2 separate regions of the Homo sapiens genome follow, and region 1 is linked to region 2. Evidence: read pairs that join two places in POLR2A ChIA-PET (ENCODE). Cell type or tissue: A673. All regions are shown on one strand. Each heading gives the region's core, and the rest is flanking DNA. Links, peaks and the distances in the headings are about the cores only.

Region 1 (7,192 bases), core at 1,283-6,282, 310 kb before region 2:
GATAAAGTAACCTCCTGATTGGTAGGCCTTATTGTAGATTCTTCCTATATGTAGCTCTAAAATATAGTTCTGATCATGTCATATACCCTGCTTTAAAACTTTTTTCTTTATGTCTACAAAATAAAGTTTATCTCCACAGTATAAAATTTGAGGCTCTTCATAATTTGGCCCCAATTTACCTCTTTGGCCATATTTCCCACCCCTCTCTTCACACTTCTGATTATGTGCTGTTTCCCTAACAAATTTATATATTTCACTTTTGTATCTCCACATCTTTATTTATCATGGTCCACCTCCTATAATTTTCCCTCCCTTTTTCTGTCTAGTAAAATATTAATTGTCTAAAGTTTAAATAATGTCTTCTCTGAGTAGTTTTCCTAGACTGGGAATTGAAAAGCATTAGCATGTATCAGAATCACCTGGAGGACTGTTTTTTTTGTTTTGTTTTGTTTTTGTTTTCTTTCTTTTTTGTTTTTTGAGTGGAGTCTTGCTCTGTCATCCAGGCTGGAGTGCAGTGGCACCATCTCGGCTCACTGTAACCTCCACCTCCCAGGTTCAAGCGGTTCTTCTGCCTCAGCCTCCTGATAGCTGGGACTACAGGCACGCACCACCACGCCTGGCTACTTTTTGTATTTTTAGTGGAGACGGAGTTTCACCATATTGGCCAGGCTGGTCTCAAACTCCTGACCTCATGATCCACCCGACTCGGCCTCCCAAAGTGCTGGGATTATAGGCGTGAGCCACAGTGCCCGGCCAAGAAGGGCTTGTTAAACCATATTGCTGCCCCACACCCAATGCTGGAGCGGGTCTGGATGCAGTCTGAGAATCTGCATGTCTAACATTTTCCCAGGTGATTGATGCCCATGCTATTGATCCTGAGACCAGAATTTAAGAATCAGTGTCCTAGACCGTCACTCATCCTCTAAAGAATTAACTTCTACCTCTGTACTTCCATTATTGTAGTTCATGCCACTTGTGAGTTATCACTGTATGCCTGTCTCCTCTACTAGTTTGTGAACAGCTCAAGGCTAAGATCCTGTCTTAATCATTTTTGTTTTCCCTAGCGCCTGATATATTGCCCCTGCACATCTGGTGGTCCTTGATATAGAATGAATAAAAAAATTCCCTTTATCTTTGCTCTGATTGAATTATATTTCTACTAGTTACATTCTTTCAACTTTCCATTATTAGGAGCAGGTGGGGTGGGGAATGAGGAATGGGGAATGTTGATGAGAAATAATGCTATTTTGGCTCGTCATATTCTAGTCTGATTTCTTCATTGCCCTGAGAAGGCTGAAGTGGTCAGTCCTGTAGATATCAGCAGAGGGAACTCAGGAGGTGTCTTCTAAGGTCTTGCTACTCAGTGTGCAATCAGGGAGCTTGTTAGAAATTTTAAATTTCTGGTCCCACTCAAGATACACTGAATCAGAATTTTTTTTTTTTTTTTGAGACGAGGTCTGGCTGTGTTGCCGAGGCTGGTCTCAAACTCCTGGGCTCAAGAGATCTTCCTGCCTCAGCCTCCCAAGTAGCTAGGACTATAGGTGCATTCCACCACACTCAGCTCTGAAGACTAACTCTAGTCAGAAGTGATTAGACCCTGCATAAGTGACTTACATTATTGAAATTTACAAATTATTGTAATACACGATTTGTTGCCGTTATTACTATAAAATAATAAACTTGCTCTGTTACCCAGGCTGGTGTGCAGTGGCATGATCTTAGCTCACTGTAACCTCTGCCTCCTGGGTTCCAGCGATTCTCCTGCTCCTGTGTCAGCCTTCCTAGTAGCTGGGATTACAGGCGTGCACCACCACACCTGGCTAATTTTTTTATATTTTTAGAAGAGACGGGGTGTCACCATGTTGGCCAGGCTGGTCTTGAACTCCTGACCTCAAGTGATCCGCCCGCCTCAGCCTCCGAAAGTGCTGGGATTACAGATGTGAGCCACCATGCCCGGCTCACAACCACATAGTTCTTAATACTTGACTGAGAAATCAGCATAGGGGTCAATACCTTGGAATGCCAAATGATCCTTTCTTTTTTTTTTTTTTTGAGACGGAGTCTTGCTCTGTCGCCCAGGCTGGAGTGCAGTGGCGCTATCTTGGCTCACTGCAAGCTCCGCCTCCCAGGTTCACGCCATTCTCCTGCCTCAGCCTCCCGAGTAGCTGGGACGACAGGCGCCTGCCACCATGCCTGGATAATTTTTTGTATTTTTAGTAGAGACGGGGGTTTCATCGTGTTAGCCAGGATGGTCTCGATCTCCTGACCTCGTGATCCACCCGCCTCGGCCTCCCAAAGTGCTGGGATTACAGGCATGAGCCACCGCACCCGGCCGATCCTTTCTTTGCACACAGACTCAAAGGAAATTAGATTATAATCTGAAGGTTGTTGAGTGATCTCAGAATCAAAACTAAATAACTTTTCAGGGATTAAAAGCTCAAAGGTTGCAGACACGAGGAAAGTAATGTAAAGGAGCTAAGTGGGGCAGGTGAGGACTGTGGCCACTTGGGTAGTCCATATCTCACCTACAGGGAGCAGTTGCTACTTAGTTTCAGCTAATTTTTGTCGTGTGGGATACAGTATTATTAGATATTCCCATTTTTCAAGTGAATTTAAACATCTATATTTTGTATGAAAGTGTGTTTAAAATGTTGGCAACTCATTCAAAAATTCTGTAAATTCAGCAATACTCTTTCTGTTTTTTTAGAGACAGTGTCTTGCTCTGTCACCCAGGCTCCCAGGCTACAGTGTAGTGGCATAATCCTAGCTCATTATAACCTTGAATTCCTGGGCTCAAGGGATCCTCCTGCCTAAGCCTCCTGAAAGGCACATGCCACTAGAGATGGGGTCTTAGGGTCTTGCTATATTGCCCAGACTGGTCTCAAACTCTTAGCCTCAAGCGATTCTCCCTCCTCAGCCTCATAAAGTGCTGGGATTACAGCCGTGAGCCACCATGCCAAGCCTGCAATATTATTATTATTTTTTTTTTTTGAGATGGAGTCTTGCTCTGTCGCAGTGGCACGATCTTGGCTCACTGCAAACTCCACCTCCCAGGTTCAAGTGATTCTCCTGCGTCAGACTCCCGAGTAGCTGGGATTACAGGCGCCTGCCACCATGCCTGGCTAATTTTTGTATTTTTAGTAGAGATGGGGTTTCACCATGTTGGCCAGGCTGGTCTCAAACTCCTAACTTCAGGGATCCGCCCACCTTGGCTTCCCAAAGTGCTGGGATTACAGGCGTGAGCAACTGCTGCCCAGCCCTGCAATATATATATATTACAGGTGTGAGCCACGGCACCCGGCCAGCCCTGCGATATTCTTTAAATCAACAATTCAACTTCTAGGACTTTAAGTGACATACTTTGTTTGTTTTGAGACGGAGTCTCACTCTCTTGCCCAGGCTGGAGTGCAGTGGTGCAAGTGGAGTGCAGTGGAGCCACCGTGCCTGGCTTTTACATACTTTTGAATTTGCATACTTTTGAAATGATTTAAGTGCTAAATTATTTTCTTCAGCATAATTATTTGAAACAGCAGAAGATTTGAAAATAATGTAAATTTCTATTGGCAGGCATTGGTTAAATTATGGCACACTCAAACAATAGAATACTCTTTAACCGTGTTTAAAAAAAAAAAAGCTAGGCCGGGCTCACGCCTGTAATCCCAGCACTTCAGGAGGCCGAAGCGGGTGGATCACAAGGTCAGGAGATCGAGACCATCCTGGCTAACACGGTGAAACTCTGTCTCTACTAAAAATACAAAAAAATTAGCTGGGTGTGGTGGCGGGCGTCTATAGTACCAGCTACTCAGGAGGCTGAGGCAGGAGAATGGCGTGAACCCGAGAGGCAGAGCTTGCAGTGAGCCGAGATCGCGCCACTGCACTCCAGCCTGGGCGACAGAGCGAGACTCCGTCTCAAAAAAAAAAGAAGCTAAGGAGGCTGTGTGTGTATTGATGTGGAATGATCTTCAAGATACAATATTAAATAAAAATTGGTGCAGAACATGGTATATAGTGCAGCATCATTTGTGTAACTAATGGTAATAATATATATTTTTTTCTCACATATACATAAAATATCCCTGGAAGGATACACAAGAAATTTTTAACGTTGGGCCGAGTGCAGTGGTTCACACCTGTAGTCCCAGAACTTTGGGAGGCTGAGGTGGGTGGATTATTTGATGTCAGGAGTTCGAGACCAGCCTGGCCAACATGGTGAAACCCCGTCTCTACTAAAAATACAAAAATTAGCTGGGTGTGGTGGTGGGCACTTGTAGTCCCAGCTACTCGGGAGACTGAGACAGGAAAATTGCTCGAACCTTGGAGGCTGAGGTTGCAGTGAGCTGAGATCGCACCACTGTACTCCAGCCTGGGTGACAGAGTGAGACTCCATGTCAAAAAAAAAAAAAAAAGAAATTGTTAACATTGGTTGTTTGTGAAGAGAGAACAGAAGGTTGAAGAGGAGTAAGAATTTTCACAGTACACCATTTTGTACCTTTTGAAATTTGACCCAGCACGTTGGGAGGCCGAGGCAGGTGGATCACCTGAGGACAGGAGTTCCAGACCAGCGTGGCCAACATGGTAAAACCCCGTTTCTACTAAAAATACAAAAAATGAGCCAGCCATGGTGGCAGGTGCCTGTAATCCCAGCTACTAGGAGGCTGAGGCAGGAGAATCACTTGAACCTGGGAGGCAGTGGTTGCAGTGAGCCGAGGTTGCGCCATTATACTCCAGCTTGGGCGACAGAGCAAGACTCCAACTCAAAAAAAAAAAAAAAAGAAACAAAAAAAAAAGAAATTTGAAACACGAAAATGGATAGCCTATTCAAAAAGTTTAGATTAAAAAGAAAGGAAAATATTTGGATAGATATATGTGTATATATATATATATATATGCACAAATGGACTTTATAGCGATTACCTTTGGAAAGAAGGAATGGGAAACAAGGCAGTAATCAAATAACTTTTTGCCTTTTTTTTTTTTTTTTTTGAGATGGAATCTCACTCTGTCACCAGTGGGGTGATCTTGGCTCACTGCAAGCTCCACCTCTGGGTTCATGCCATTCTCCTGCCTCACCCTCCCGAGTAGCTGGGACTACAGGCACCCACCACCATGCCCAGCTAATTTTCTGTATTTTTAGTAGAGATGGGGTTTCACCGTGTTAGCCAGGATGGTCTCGATCTCCTGACCTCATGATCCGCCCGCCTCAGCCTCCCAAAGTGCTGGGATTACAGGCGTGAGCCACCATGCCCGGACCTACTTTTTGCCTTTTTATCCCTAGGTGATGTTTGAAAAAATTGTTTTACAATATGCATGTATTACCTTTATAATAATAATTTTTAAAATGTTGATTCAAACACAAATGTAGAACCCCAACACCCACCAGACACACCCACATTAGTAGTGGGAGGGTCCTGGCCCAATGTAACTTCTCTGCAGACCAATTGGACCTGTAAATTGTTAGTTTGAGGTGGGTGGAAGGGATGATTAAGAACATCAGGTTAACAGAGATCATGTGATCAATAAGACCAAACAAACTGAAGGTCCATGGGCTGCAACTCCCTGAATCTCCGTACCAAGGATTATCTGGCCACCCAGGCTGGATGGAGTGCAGTTGCACGAGCACAGCTCACTGCAACCTCCGTCTTCCAGGCCTAAGCAATCCTCCCACCTCAGTCTCCCAAGCAGCTAGGATTACAGGCACGGGTCACCATGCCCAGCTAATTTTTTATTTTTTAGTAGAGATGAGATCTCACTATATCGCCCAGGCTGGTCTCAAGCTCCTGAGCTCAAGCGATCCTCCCACCTCAGCCTCCCAAACTCCTGAGATTACAGGCATGGGCCACCACACCCAGCCTCCCCTTTCTCTTGAACAGTATTCGTACTGGCTCCATGTGGATTTGCTTTAGATTGTTCATCTTTTTCTGCTTTCACAAATGATCCACTTCTTCTAACTGATGCATCTTTTCTTAGGTTACTGGAGAAAGTCAGATAATTGTCAAACCTGTGATTCTCCAGTGACTGCATATTGATGCTCTCATTAATCATGTGTTAGTCATGCAGTTTATGTTAAGAAGTGGTGGAGAGGTTAATCTCTGAGTTCCTGGAGGGAATGCACTGCAGTCCTCAAGTGCTGACATCAACCCTTTATTTATTTATTTGAGATGGAGTCTTGCTCTGTTGCCCAGGCTGGAGTGCAGTGTCGTGATCTTGGATCACTGCAACCTCCACCCCTACGTTCAAGCGATTCTCCTGCCTCAGCCTCCCAAGTAGCTGGGATTACAGCCACCTGCCACCATGCCCAGCTAATTTTTGTATTTTTAGTAGAGACGGGGTTTCACCATGTTGGGCCAGGCTGGTCTCGAACTCCTGACCTCTGGTGATCCACCCACCTCGGCCTCCCAAAGTGCTGGGATTACAGGTGTGAGCCACTGCACCCAGCCTTTATTTTTATTTTACTTTTCCACAAACACCGACATAGCTGACATCAATCCTAATCTGCTTTTCACCTGATCTGCACCTTGCCCTGAGTTTCTTTTCATCAAATCAAATCATGTATCTCTCTTGTCCCCCTCCCCACATCCTCACTTTACCTCCCTGCCAGCTTAACCGATACAATACAGTACCTTGTTCTGGTGCAGGCAAAGTCTAGTATCTTCCGCTTTGATTCCCCTGTCTCCATTTTCCCTGGAGGCTTACTCAAGCTAAGGAAGTGGGCAGTCCCACATCCAGGAGTCAGAAACAGAGACCAATGATCAGGTCTCTGCTAACAGTGCATGGCTAAAGTTGTGTCTCTATACCATGTGGTATTGCTGTTAAAACCCAGTCCAGCTTGGTCCCATGGATACATGTCTCCACTGAAGTGGCTACTTGCTGGTCCAAGTCACTGCATAAGCCCAAGTGATACCCTCCCAGTTAGATTCCAAGGTTATGGCTCTCAGTTCATACTCATATGCTAGGTTACTGTTGACTAGAATATTAGGCCATCGTGGCTGGATGTGAGGGCTTTGATTCTCCATCAACTGCTGTACTAAAACCAATCCTCTTCAGCCAAACCCACATTGAGTCTTGTTCAGCAATTTAGGTGCTCCCTTTCTTTCTAGTGAATTCTCTTAAAAGCTTCCCTGCCAGTTGGCTCATACACCACACCACTCTATCAAAGTCCCCTAACTTCAGACTTTGGAGAGTAAGGGCTATG
Region 2 (7,192 bases), core at 1,147-6,146:
AAGAATTGTGGTCACTTCCAGAAAAGAATTAGGGGAGTGAGATTGGAAGTGGTAATCATAGGAACTTTTGTGTCATCTATATTTTCCTTTTTTCCAAGGAAAATATTCATATATTAATTGTTTAATTAAAAATTAAATTTTGGCTGGGCGCGGTGGCTCACGCCTGTAATCCCTGCACTTTGGGAGGCCGAGGTGGGCGGATCACGAGGTCAGGAGATCAAGACCATCCTGGCTAACATGGTGAAACCCCGTCTCTACTAAAAAATATGACAAAAATTAGCCGGGCGTGCTGTCGGGCGCCTGTAGTCTCAGCTACTCTGGAGGCTGAGGCAGGAGAATGGCGTGAACCCCGGAGGCGGAGCTTGTAGTAAGCCGAGATCTTGCCACTGCACTGCAGCCTGGGCGACAGAGCAAGACTCCGTCTCAAAAAAAAAAATTTTTTTTAAGTTTTGTGCAGTGGCAGTATCATAGCCAATGAGGTTTGTCCAATGTACAATTATTGCTAATTGAAAACGTTTCAGGCCAAGCACAGTGGCTCACGCCTATAATCCCAGCACTCTGGGAGGCCGAGACAGGCCAATCATGAGGTCAGGAGATCGAGACCATCCTGGCTAACACGGTGAAACCCCCGTCTCTACCAAAAATACAAAAATTAGCTGAGTGTGGTGGCAGGCGCCTGTTAGTCCCAGCTACTTGGCTGAGGCAGGAGAATGGTGTGAACTCAGGAGGCGGAGCTTTCAGTGAGCTGAGATCGCGCCACTGCACTCCAGCCTGGGCGACAGAGCGAGACTCTGTCTCAAAAAAAGTTTCAAGCCAGGCACGGTGGCTCACGCCTGTAATCCCAATACTTTGGGAGGCCAAGGCGGGTGGATCACCTGAGGTCAGGAGTTCGAGACCGGCACAGCCAACATGGCGAAACCCCATCTACTAAAAATACAGAAATTAGCCGGGTGTGGTGGCACACGCCTGTAATCTCAGCTATTCAGGAGGCTGAGGCAGAAGAATCACTTGAACCTGGGAGGTGGAGATTGCAGTGAGCCAAGATTGCACCACTGCACTCTAGCCTGGGCAACAGAGTGAGACTCCAGAGTTGAGACTCTGTCTCAAAAGAAAAAAAGAAAAGGTTTCTGTTGGGCCAGGCCCAGTGGCTCACACCTGTTATCCCAGCACTTTGGGAGGCCAAGGCAGGCAGATCCCTTGAGTCTAAGAGTTTTGAGACCAGCTTAGGCAACTTAGAGAGACCCCGTCTTTACAAAAAGTTAGCCAGACATGGTGGCACATGCCATGGAAGGCTCACTTGAGCCCGTGAAGTCGAGGTTGCAGTGAACTGTGATCTTGCCACTGCACTCCAGCCTGGGTGATGGAGTGAGACCATGTCTCAAAAAAAAAAAAAAAGAATTTTCACATATCCCACTGTGGTAACTTACAATATAGTTGGCATTGGCAATTTTTGACAGTCTCTACAGAGACTGACTTTAAAAAAAATAAATAAATTTCAGGCTGGGCATGGTGGCTCATGCCCACAATCCCAGCACTTTGGGAGGCCAAGGCGGGTAGATCACCTGAGGTCAGGAGATTGAGACCAGCCTGGTCAACATGGTAAAACCCTGTCTCTACTAAAAATACAAAAATTAGCTGGTGGTGACGCACACCTGTAATCCCAGCTACTCGGGAGGCTGAGGTAGGAGAATTGCTTGAACCCAGGAGGCAGGAGGTTGCAGTGAGCTGAGATTGTGGCATTGCACTTTAGGCTAGGCGACAAAAGGGAAACTCCGTCTCAAAAAATAAATAAATAAATTTCAAATTGAAAGGTGAGGCTATTTTATAATTTTTTTTTTTTTTAATTTGAGACAGAGTCTCAGTCTATCATCCAGGCTAGAGTGCAGTAGTGCAATCTCGGTTCAGTGCAACCTCCACCTCCCGGGTTCAAACAGTTCTATTCTACCTCAGCCTCCCAAGTAGCTGGGATTATGGGCACCCGCAACCACACCTGGCTTATTTTTGTATTTTTAGTAGAGATGGAGTTTCACCATGTTGGCCAAGCTGTCGAACTCCTGACCTCAAGTGATCTGCCCGCCTCAGCCTCCCAAAGGCTTATGCCCACAGGGTTGAGCCACGGCGCCCGGCCCTATTTTACAAAATTGTAATGAAGCTGAGAAAAGATAATTCATCTAAGATCACTTGATAAATGACAGACTCCAAAGCCCATGGCTACTTGACCAAATCACTTTGCTCTGTATACATCCGTATAGAGAACTAGGTTTGGAGCCAAGAGGGACTCCTGATTTATCCCTCTCATGGGCAGTAGGTTTGTTATAGTGAGCCCTTGGCCTTAGCTTGGTTTTCTTTATCAGTAAAGGAGAGCATGACCAGATCATGCCATACCAACTTGATGGCCTAGGCCTAGGGCTTGGCTTGTGAGGTGTGACTAAATCACATAGCCTCAGATAAGGAATGAGGGAAGATTTAAAGCAGGATTGATAAAGCAGATTATGTTTTATACTTAACAAAATCTTAAACTGGATGTTTCAGCTGGGGTATCAAGATCTAATAGATATGAAACTCCAAAGGGAGACAGCAGATGTAAATGCAGTATTTTAAAGGAACTTACCAAGAACCAGTTGCACAACTCTTGAACCCCCTCACCCATTTCAAGAGTATGAAAAGTGAAGATAGAAGGCCAGATGCAGTGGCTTACTCTTGTAATCCTAGCACTTTGGGAGGCTGAGGTGGGAGGATCACTTCAGGCTAGTTCAAGACCAACCTGGGCAACATGGTGAGACCTTGTCTCCACAAAAAAATTAAAAAATTAGGCCGGGCGCAGTGGCTCAAGCCTGTAATCCCAGCACTTTGGGAGGCCAAGGTGGGCGGATCACGAGGTCAAGAGATCGAGACCATCCTGCTCAACATGGTGAAACCCTGTCTCTACTAAAAATACAAAAAATTAGCTGGGCATGGTGGCACGTGCCTGTAGTCCCAGCTACTTGGGAGGCTGAGGCAGGAAAATCACTTGAACCTGGGAGGTAGAGATTGCAGTGAGCACCGAGATTGCACCACTGGACTCCAGCCTGGTGACAGAGCAAGACTCCGTCTCAAAAAAAAAATAAAAAATTTGAAAAAATTAAAAAGCCAGGGGCAGAGGCTCATGCCTGTAATCCCAGCACTTTGGGAGGCTGAGGCAGGCGGATCACTTGAGGTCATCAGGAGTTCAAGACCAGCCTGGCCAAATGGTGAAACCCCGTTTTTACTAAAAATACAAAAATTAGCAGGGTGTGGTGGTGGGCGCCTATAATCCCAGTTACTTTGGAGGCTGAGGCAGGAGAATCACTTGAACTCGGGAGGTGGAGGTTGCAGTGAACTGAGATCGCACCACTATACTCCAGCCTGGGCGACAGAGCAAGAGTAATACATCTAAAAAAAAAAAAAAAAAATTAGCCAGGCATGGTGGTGCATGCCTGTAATCCCAGCTACTACTCAGGAGGCTGAGGCAGGTGGATCACATGAGCCAGGAGTTTGAGGCTGCCATGAGCCATCATCATACCACTGCACTTCAGCCTGGGCCACAGAGTGAGACCCTGTCTCAAAAAAAAAAAAAAAAACAACAACAAAAAAGCGGAGATTGGGTTTATAAAAGAGCTTTCTTTGGAGAGAGCTACTACCATGCTGTGAGCCCTATTCAATCCCAAAGAGAAGAGGTGGGGAAGGGCCAGGTGAGGTGGCTGACGCCTGTAATCCCAGCACTTTGGGAAGCTGAGGCGGGCAGGTCACCTGAGGTTAGGAGTTCGAGACTAGCCTGGCTAACATGGTGAAACCCCGTCTCTACTAAAAATAAAAAAAATTAGCCAGGCGCGGTGACGGGTGCCTGTAGTCCCAGCTACTCAGGAGGCTGAGGCAGGAGAATCGCTTGAACCTGGGAGGTGGAGGTTGCAGTGAGCTGAGATCGCACCACTGCACTCCAGCCTGGGCAGGGGGAGCAAAACTCCATCCCCCACCCCAAAAAAAAGAGATGAGGTGAGGAGTAATTCTATCTTCTCAATCCTAGAGACAGTGGCTTCAAGACCACTGAAACATTTTGTATTTGTCCTTGGGTAAGGGATAATCATTAGACTGTGTATGACTCACGGTAGAGGAATTTCAAGGCAAAAGCTGACTAACAACAGAGCCTGATGTAACAAAGTAGAGAGTCACATCCTGGAAGTCACCACACTGGCTTCTGATAAACGGTCAGATATACATGAATCCTGTGGACCATGTGTGGAGCCAGTTTAAATCCTACTCAAGAGAACTGCCTGGATGCATAGTGGGGCTCTTCATGTGGAAAAGAACACTGGAAAACAAAAGGATAATGAGAGAGTGGTGGCTATAGAAATAGAATACATCACCTCACTTCAGGAAGTTGCCACTGCCTTTGGAAAGCGCCCCCAGGGAAGCCTCTGATGGAGCCATACAAATGCTCATGAGATAATTCTTAACATCAGCCAGGCCTAGACAGCATGAAGCCACTAATAACCCTTCCTCTTCATTCTGCCCCATTCCTAGAAATATCAGTGTAGCAAAAGGAGAGAAGCCAACTACCCCCTCTTTCACAGAGGCGAGCTGGCTGGCTCTGTTGACCCTAGCTGTGGGGTAGAGAGATTCTTACCTATGATGAAAATTGATGTGTTAATATATTTCGGACCAAGAGTATGTTTTGCTACTTAAAGTGGTTGCAAAGACTATTACCTAAAGGTGATCCACATCTGAGGAAAACCTCTCCCACTGAAATAAATTGTGCAGAGACAGGGGAAAACAAATTAAACTTTAATTTTCATTACATTTCTTCAGTTGGTACTTGTTAAGCATTCCAGTTATGGTCACCTTTGTATTCTCTGAGGCACTTAATTGGCACTCATGATATTGAGATTATTCCTTCCAGATTGTAGTATGTAACCTTCTGGTTAATATCCTCTCTATAATAAAACAAAAGACAGTTTTAGGGACTTAAATTTCAATAAATCTGGTTGAGGCCAAGGAACCAGAAATAAATTGAAAACTCAATTTATTTCAAGGAAACTTGAAATAAATTGAAATAAAGTTAGTTGGAAACTAACTTTAAGATAATCTAGTTCCAGGCCAGGCACGTGGCTTACCCTGTAATCCCATCACTTTGGCAGGCTGAGGCAAGCGGATCTCTTGAGCTTAGGAGTTAGAGACCAGCCTGGGTAACACAGCAGAACCCTGTCTCTTAAAAAAAAAAAAAATCTAGTTCCAACGAATGCCTCCTCAGTGAATCTTTTTCACAGTATCCCTGGAAAGTGAATATTTAGTCTCTTGAATAACTCCAGTGTCTTGAAATCTACTATCTTCACCCTCATGAAAACGTCAAGAGTTTGAGGACCACCTCTTTCTACATCTACTAGCCTAAACATTTTCCCTCCCTTTAGCTAGTCCTCCTTGACATAGTGTGGACTCCTGGCATCACCTTGTCTACTCTCTGGATGAGCTCAAATGTGTCAGTGTGCCTGTCTAACTTTGGTCCAGATGTGGCCTCACCAAGCCAAATAGAACTAAACCATTACCTGCTTGCTTGTAGACCTGGACCGTAGGAGAGCCCAAGGCCCCCTTAGGTTTTCTTTACTACTTATGCTACTGACTCATATCAAACTGACACCTAAGCTGGACATGGTGGTGCACACTTGTAGTCTTAGCTGCTCTAGAGGCTGAGGCAGAAGGTAGCTTGAGCTCCAAGAGTTTGAAACCGGCCTGGGCAACATAGCAAGATGCCCATCTGACAACTGACAAAAACCTACAGGTGTTATTTTCGGGGTAAGGTAGGGTTGTTTTGATTTCATAATAATAAATTAATGCATTAATTTTATACAACATATAACATTAAAAACCTTCATTCAAAAAAAAAACAAAACTACAGGTTGGACATGGTGGCTCACGCCTGTAGTCCTAGCACTTTAGGAGGCCAAGGTGAGCGGATTGCCTGAGCTTAGGAGTTTGAGACCAGCCTGGGCAACATGGTGAAACCCCATCTCTACTAAAATACAAAAAATTAGCTGGGCATGGTGTACTCCTATAGTCCCAGCTACTCGGCAGGCTGAGGCGGGAGAATGGCTTGAACCCAGGAGGTGGAGGTTGCAGTGAGCCGAGATCATGCTACTGCACTTCAGCCTGGATGACAGAGCAAGACTCCAACTCAAAAACAAAAAACAACAACAACAAAAAAAGCCGGTCGCATGGCACATGTATACATATGTAACTAACCTGCACAATGTGCACATGTACCCTAAAACTTAGAGTATAATAAAAAAAAAAAATTAAAAAAAGAAAAAAAAAAAAAAAAAGCCGGGCTTGGTGACTCATGCCTGTAATCCCAGCAGTTTGGGAGGTCGAGGCCGGCCGATCACTTGAGGTCAGAAGTTTGAGACCAGCCTGGCTAACATGGTGAAACCCTGTCTCTACTAAAAAAAAAAAAAAAAAAAAAAAAAATTATCTGGCCGTGGTGGCAGACACCTGTAATCCTAGCTACTGAGGAGGCTGAGGCAGGAGAATCGATTAAACCCAGGAGGCGGAGAGGCGGAGGTACGGTGAGCTGAGATGACACCACTGCACTCCAGCCTGGGCGATAGCGTGAGACTCCTCAAAAACGATGAAAAAAAAAAAAAAACTACAAACAAGGCTTCCTTGCCATTATTCCAAGTCCTGGTCCTTTCCTTCCAGAGATAAACACTGTTTAATATTGATTATATATCCTTCCAGCCCTTTTTCTATGTATTTACATGTAGAAATATATGGGAATTTTTTTTTTTTTTTAGACGGTCTCACTCTGTTGCCCAGACTGGAGTGTAGTGGCATGATCTTGGCTCACTGCACCCTCTGCCTCCCAGACCAAGTAATCCTCCCACTTTGGCCTCCAGAGTAGCTGGGACTACAGGCACATGCCACCACGCCTGGATAATTTTTGTATATTTTTTGTAGAGACAGAGTTTTGCCATGTTGCCCAGGCTGATCTTGAATTCCTGGACTCAAGCGATCTGCCTGCCTTGGCCTCCCAAAATGCTGAGATTATAGGCATGAGCCACCACACCCGGCTAGTTATATGAGACTTTTAAAACATAAATGAACCGGGCATAGTGCCTCACACCTGTAATCCCAGCACTTTGGGAGGCTAAGGCAGGAAAATCACTCAAGGCCAGGAGTTTGA

What was found. ChIA-PET counts read pairs that join two places held together with the same protein. Peaks named below come from ENCODE experiments on the same cell type or tissue, not always from the same donor. Only the 100,000 strongest peaks of a DNase experiment are listed, where the experiment ranks them.
Region 1: POLR2A ChIA-PET joins it to region 2 with 10 read pairs; 7 of 35 experiments call an interaction of 5 or more read pairs at or near these places.

What each region holds. Positions count from the first base shown.
Region 1 is chr1:150,913,720-150,920,911 of GRCh38, reverse strand. All of the region lies in intron 1 of LOC107985204 (a long non-coding RNA gene), which reads left to right. Among named protein-coding and RNA genes, the nearest start is that of SETDB1, 9.0 kb to the left of the region's middle. RefSeq lists cis regulatory regions at 2,179, 3,511, 3,899, 5,946 and enhancers at 2,107-2,251, 3,439-3,583, 3,827-3,971, 5,874-6,018. In A673, for the core only: no CTCF peak of the experiment used is centred there; no DNase peak of the experiment used is centred there.
Region 2 is chr1:150,601,877-150,609,068 of GRCh38, reverse strand. It overlaps LOC107985203 (a long non-coding RNA gene), which reads right to left. Exons shown (of 3, transcript NR_186818.1): 3 at 4,785-4,949. Among named protein-coding and RNA genes, the nearest start is that of ENSA, 24 kb to the left of the region's middle. RefSeq lists enhancers at 1-603, 3,601-4,439. In A673, for the core only: no CTCF peak of the experiment used is centred there; a DNase peak (open chromatin) is centred at 4,168; H3K27ac peaks cover 2,623 bases.